Linked DNA regions of Homo sapiens: region 2 is linked to region 1. A link is a contact called in ENCODE Hi-C or POLR2A ChIA-PET data. All regions are on one chromosome and are shown on one strand. Each heading gives the region's core, a stretch centred on a gene start or an enhancer-like site at or near the end of the contact. The rest is flanking DNA. Distances are from core to core; before and after follow the strand shown.

The links. A loop is a pair of places that touch in the nucleus more often than their neighbours do. ChIA-PET counts read pairs that join two places held with the same protein, here RNA polymerase II (POLR2A). Pooled maps may share reads with other maps.
Region 2: a loop to region 1 is called in a map of naive thymus-derived CD4-positive, alpha-beta T cell, with 4 times the contacts of the local background. The contact joins two enhancer-like sites. A Hi-C loop is called at or near these places in 1 of 168 maps with a recorded cell type or tissue (naive thymus-derived CD4-positive, alpha-beta T cell), 4 of 37 single-sample maps with no recorded cell type and 15 of 50 pooled maps. POLR2A ChIA-PET finds 5 or more read pairs at or near these places in 11 of 52 experiments (GM10248, HepG2, activated CD4-positive, alpha-beta T cell and 5 more).

What each region holds. Positions count from the first base shown.
Region 1 is chr9:91,098,835-91,101,534 of GRCh38, forward strand. All of the region lies in intron 4 of LINC02937 (long intergenic non-protein coding RNA 2937), which reads right to left. Among named protein-coding and RNA genes, the nearest start is that of LINC00484, 19 kb to the right of the region's middle. Within about 2 kb of position 1,402, at least 21 of the 41 ENCODE cell types and tissues checked have a DNase peak (open chromatin) inside an H3K27ac peak, as active enhancers do.
Region 2 is chr9:91,210,719-91,213,418 of GRCh38, forward strand. No RefSeq gene overlaps it. Among named protein-coding and RNA genes, the nearest start is that of LINC02937, 49 kb to the left of the region's middle. Within about 2 kb of position 1,438, at least 6 of the 41 ENCODE cell types and tissues checked have a DNase peak (open chromatin) inside an H3K27ac peak, as active enhancers do.

The DNA of each region.
Region 1 (2,700 bases), core at 152-2,651:
GCACTCCTTATGAGAATCATCTAACTAATGCCTGATGATCTGAGGTGGAACAGTTTCATCCCAAAACCATTTCCCCTACCCCCATCCATGGAAAAACTGTTTTCCACAAAACCGGTCCCAGGCGCCAAAAAGGTTGGGGACCGCTGCTGTGGCACTGCCATTTCTCAAGCTACCTAGAAGCTAGTTTGAACAGTGTGTGTATTTAAAGTAAATTTCATTTGGGACATTTTATTACAGAAGCTTATTATCTCTTTTTAAAGGAATCTTTCTTCTCAGGATCTTAAGGCATCTTATATCCATTGAAAAGGCCTCCTGTACCATGACAGCTTCTTCAAAGGACACCCTAGATAATAGCACAGGAATCCCAGGGAGATGAAATACCCTGAGATCCACAGACTTCCCTGAGATGGGGAGTCCTGTTTCCTCCTCTACCAAGCTGCTAACCAGTGGCCAAGTCAGATTAAGCTGTATTTCCTCCCAACCCCCCCACCCCCAATCTGCAGTGGAGGAGGTTTTAAGCAGGCAGTGGTTAAATCCTGGAAGGAGAAATTAGAGGAAATGAAAAGACTCTCCCAACTTGGATGAGAAAGTGGTGGAGTGACAGGGTGGGCAAGACCCCAGCAAGCTGTCCGGGGCCAGGCCCATCCAGGAGTCCGGTGTGTTTCAGTGTCTGCCCAGGCCTCCTGTCTAGGAAGCTTTCCTGCCAGGTTCAGAAAATGAAGAACATAAACCACAGGACCCTATTTTATGGGTAGAAATAATGTCAATGAGGGCAAATGGAGAAGAGTGAGGCAACAGCCACATCCGTCCAGGAAGGATGCCTGGGACACAGGTGGTTCTGCCAAAGAGCCAGAAGGATGGAAGGAAATCTCAAAATTCAGATGAGAAGCCAGACAGTAGGAAAGCCAAAAAAGCACAATCTAATAATTTAGAAAATGAAAGAGGAGGAGGGCTGTTAAAGATATTCTCTGCTCCTTCGTAACATCTCAGCTCCTCTCTTCCTATGTAGAAATAAACGCTCACTGCAAAAGGCAATGATTTGCTTAGAAAAAATTCATTTAAAATGTCTTGCAATTATTGACACTGTCATCAGATCTTGGCAGTAGCAGCTTATTATTACCTCCTATGTATGTTTGCCGGGAGAAGAGTCTCATTGTTTAGGAGGGAGAAATAAAGCAAAAGTCCAAGGGTATTGTGCTTGAAATACATGCCTAGAGATATGGAGTTGATTGCCCCAGAAAAAAAAGGAAGCCTATGTGTATATTATTATTCACCTCGGTAGCCCGAATCCTCTATTTCTCTCTCTCTCTCTCTCTCTCTCTCTCTCTCTCTCTCTCTCATACAGTTGAGCTCAGCTGGGCAGCCATCCAAGTGATTCATATTAAATTCTAGCTATATTCAGCACAAAAGTCATCTAGCATCAGAGGATCAAAGTTACATCAACTAACAAGCACTGGGGGATTGATAAGCTGCTAAAATTAGGTCATTGCATAGCAGCAGCCTTTGATGGATGAAGTGAAATTTAGCCGCGGGTTTGCTATTTAAAGATCTGTTACAGCACCCTTTCCTGTAGCCACAATGAACACACAACAAAGTATCATGTGTCTGATTAAATGTTTAATCATCGCTGTTGAGCTTGCCGACTGTGGCAAAGATTCAGTTTCCTTAAGAGTGCATTCAGCTCTTGGGCCAAGCCAGTACCTGCATTTTAATTCCCACATCCAGAGCCTTACAACAGGGCCCATTTCTCCCTCCTCAGGATGAATTCTGTAAAGTTAGTTTAATCGTTTTTAAAAGCATTTGGTCACACAGTTCCACCTCTAAGTCCCTGTCAGTTCAGTGTTTCAAAACTCTTCGTCAGCGTCACACACACACACACACACACACACACACACACACACACACGGCTCCAGACTGCCCAGTGGATGCAGCAACTGGTCTGGTGAGCGCATTTCTGTTTCTTGCTCATTCCCTCAATTTCAGAATCACACACCTGTCCAAAATGGCTCACGTCTCTCTCTTCTTTGGGACTGTTTTTGTTTCCAGATGGGTTAAGGTGGGGATTTGACTTCATTTGGTTTAGGTTTTGGCTGTGGCTGAGGCCCCAGGCATGTGGCAGTCACCAGTTCTGATTTCATAACTCCCATGGCCAGGCCAGGAGCCACACAGGAAGCCGGAAGGGGCCTCGGGTCAGTGTGTCCTGTCCCAGCAGCACGGGGTGGGGGACTGTGTGCCCCCAGGTGTCCTATCCACCCCTCAGCTCCAAAGGGCATGTGGACATGCGTCAGGTCCCCTGAGGCCATCTACAAACACCAGATGGACTGTTGAGCTTCCCAGGCTCAGAACCTAAGAACCCGCAACTGGAAGGAAAAGGCAGCAGAAGATGAGAAAAACGGTCAGGGAGGAAAGAAAACACTTTAACCCAAACAAAGTTTAAAATAAAATAAAGAGTGGTGAACACTCAGCTGGGAGAGGAGAGGAGGCCTCTGTGGGCAAAGGGAAATGCTGCTGAGAGGCAGCTAAGCCTGAGTCTGGAAGACTGGAGGGAGGCAGCTCCAGGGTGAGCACCTGGAGTGCACAAGGCTCTGGAAGGGGAGGGCAAGGGGTATCACCCTCCCCAGAGCCCCAGGGAAGCCTGATTCATCAGTACACCCAGGAAGGGGCTGGCTGCAGCGATAGCCCCCTGCCCAGTTGTCCCAG
Region 2 (2,700 bases), core at 188-2,687, 110 kb after region 1:
TAGGTATGAATGGCTTCATAAATGTTACTCAGTATTACCATAATACCCAGCTCTTATTCACTCATCTTATTTAGAGGGTATTTTCAGTGATCTTGTCAAAATGTTTCCTTAAATCAAAACACCACACAGTACTGTTTCTATATTAGGCCTTTAAAAAGGACCTTACATGTTGGTTCCTAGGAGCTCACTTTGGGGCCCCTGAGGGAACTGCCAGCTCCCGGAAAAGGGGCCATCTCATGTCTTGCCACACAGGCGCGTCTCCTGGGCTGCTCCTGAGCCACATGGGTGCATGTCTTGGTCTGTCCTTGACATCCTTTATTTTCCCCACCAGGTCCCCAGATCTCTCATGCTGCCCTGAGAATTATTTTGGGTTGCTTATTAGGTGCTAACCCTCTAAGGGGTAGCTGAATTTCTGGAGGTCCCAAAGAAGACTGTGAAAATCCAAAGGCAAGCATTTGAAACAGTGATATTTTTGGAGCCTGAGACACAAATACAATTGAACAGAGGATTCAGCCACCTTCCACCTCCCAAAATACCCCAAATCACAATCTGTATCCTGCTTCATTTATGCAGAAAAGTACCTCTTATGTTGTGTTACCAGAATATTAGCAACTAACTTTAAAATGTTTTATTTTTTGTGAAACATGTATAGTTATTAATATACTATGAGAAAATAACTTCTATTGCTATTCTGATAAAGTTCAATACGTACTGATGTAAGTATTAGTTAATATTTTACTAGATCGGTAGACAAATAATGGCATGATTAACTATTTCTGAATGTGTGTGCCAGGATCCTTGGAGCCCGAATAAGAGCAAATGTAGGGCATATCACCAGAGGTAGAAGTTCAGGTCAAGTGAGGAAAAGGGCCGATGGCGGGCCAGCAACACACCCATGTGCAGGTACACACTTTTTCTAAGTGCTGATCCATGAATCGACACTCCACTACTTTGGCCTATTCACACTTAGAAAAGTGCTATCAGAAAAGTAACACTTTGTGACAAGCCAATTTTTGATTGCTAGAAAAACAACAAAAAAAATGATTAACAGGAAAACCAGATCCATCATTATTAAGAACAAAGCAAACGTGAAATGATCCTTTACATTACAGAAATCAGTCTCAGAAAATCTGACTCTTATTTTGGCCATTACTAGAACTTTTCTCTTGCCTCAGAACTTCAGAAACTTGGAGACCTCTTTTCCTTTCCTTTCATAGACAAGTTAGAAATTAACCAGCACTAAATTACTTCAAAACCAGTAGGCCTCATGCTCTGAGATAACGGAAAATTTTTTCTTTATTTTGCTTTCATCTTCTGAATTCTATCTGTGCTTGATCACTCATCCTCCTTGAGAGCCTTCTCTAACCTAGTCTGAACACATGGATACGTCTACTGCATTTCCAACTCTGTGCACCAACAGGCGGTGTGCTGGAGAAAAGAGGAGCAGCCCATGCAGGGGACCCTCCCTAGGTAGCACGGCCCTATCCAGAGCCCTGTGAGCTTGACTTGGGGGAGGATCAGGACTGCTTAGCAGCAAGACCGATACTGAAAGGAAAATCAAGAGAAAGGCAAACATTTATTCAGAGAATTGGACAGGCACTTTTCTCTGCCATAATACATGAAGTCTGCAATACCTTAAGTCACTACAGGACTTTACTTTCAGATACATTCCAGTGACTTCATCAGAACTTGTTAGGAAATTAAATGGTGCTCGATCAGTGACAGTAGACTAGAGTATGAATCCAAGAGAAACGACTCACACAGCACACTCTTAATATTTTTCCCTAACGACATAATTATTTCCTGCTCAGTTCAAGAGAAAGTGGTATTTAGCATGTCATGGATAGGACAAACTGGCCCTGCAACCTTTAAAAGGCTATGAAAACCACCACCAGCATTTTAGGTGCAAATTATCACGCACAAAACGAATAGCCCAGCAAGTTTAGTATGCATGCCACCCGATACGACCACCACAGAGAGTGCCAAATGTGAATTTTAGTAAGCCCTCTTTATAGTATGATGATCAGCTGAGCAATCATCATAAATCCGCAGAGCCTCAGCACCAAAGGTCATAAAGAAAATAGCGCTCACCTTAGTGTCCAAACATGAGTGAAGACACCGCCTACCTTTGTCAGGACAGACATCAGCAGCCAGCCAGTCCACATTTGCCTCTTATAAGAATTTTAGAATTGAGGTTGAGTTCAAATTCCTAAGTTAAAAAATGTAAGTTTCAGAATTAAAAAAATGAAGCCTACATGCCTTCAAATAGCAATGAAGTCGCCACAATGAGGATGTAAATCCACAGTAAAATGGGTGTTTATCTGATACATGGAAATGTGAAAGGAGGACACCTTAGGGACACAGCTGGGCTGTACCACAGTGAAGCTTGCTGCAGGGGCACTCCCGGGGACGTTGTCTCTGGCATGACCAGACTCAGACCTGACACAAACTAGGAAGGCAGGGTGGTTTGGTAAAATGAATGTAAAGTAGAGCTATCTCAAATTACTTAAAGGCATCAGAATGTTCTCCTTTTTTCCACAGCGAATTCTCCAGTTCCCAATGTCCCACACAACTCCCACCAGTGCCTACTCCCCAGGTGTGGCTACTCAGGCATGCAACCTGGAGGCCGTTTACAGCTTCTTGACCTGGCCTGGGTAGGAAGGCAGGTGTTTGTTAGGACAAAGGGTTGTTAAGTTCACC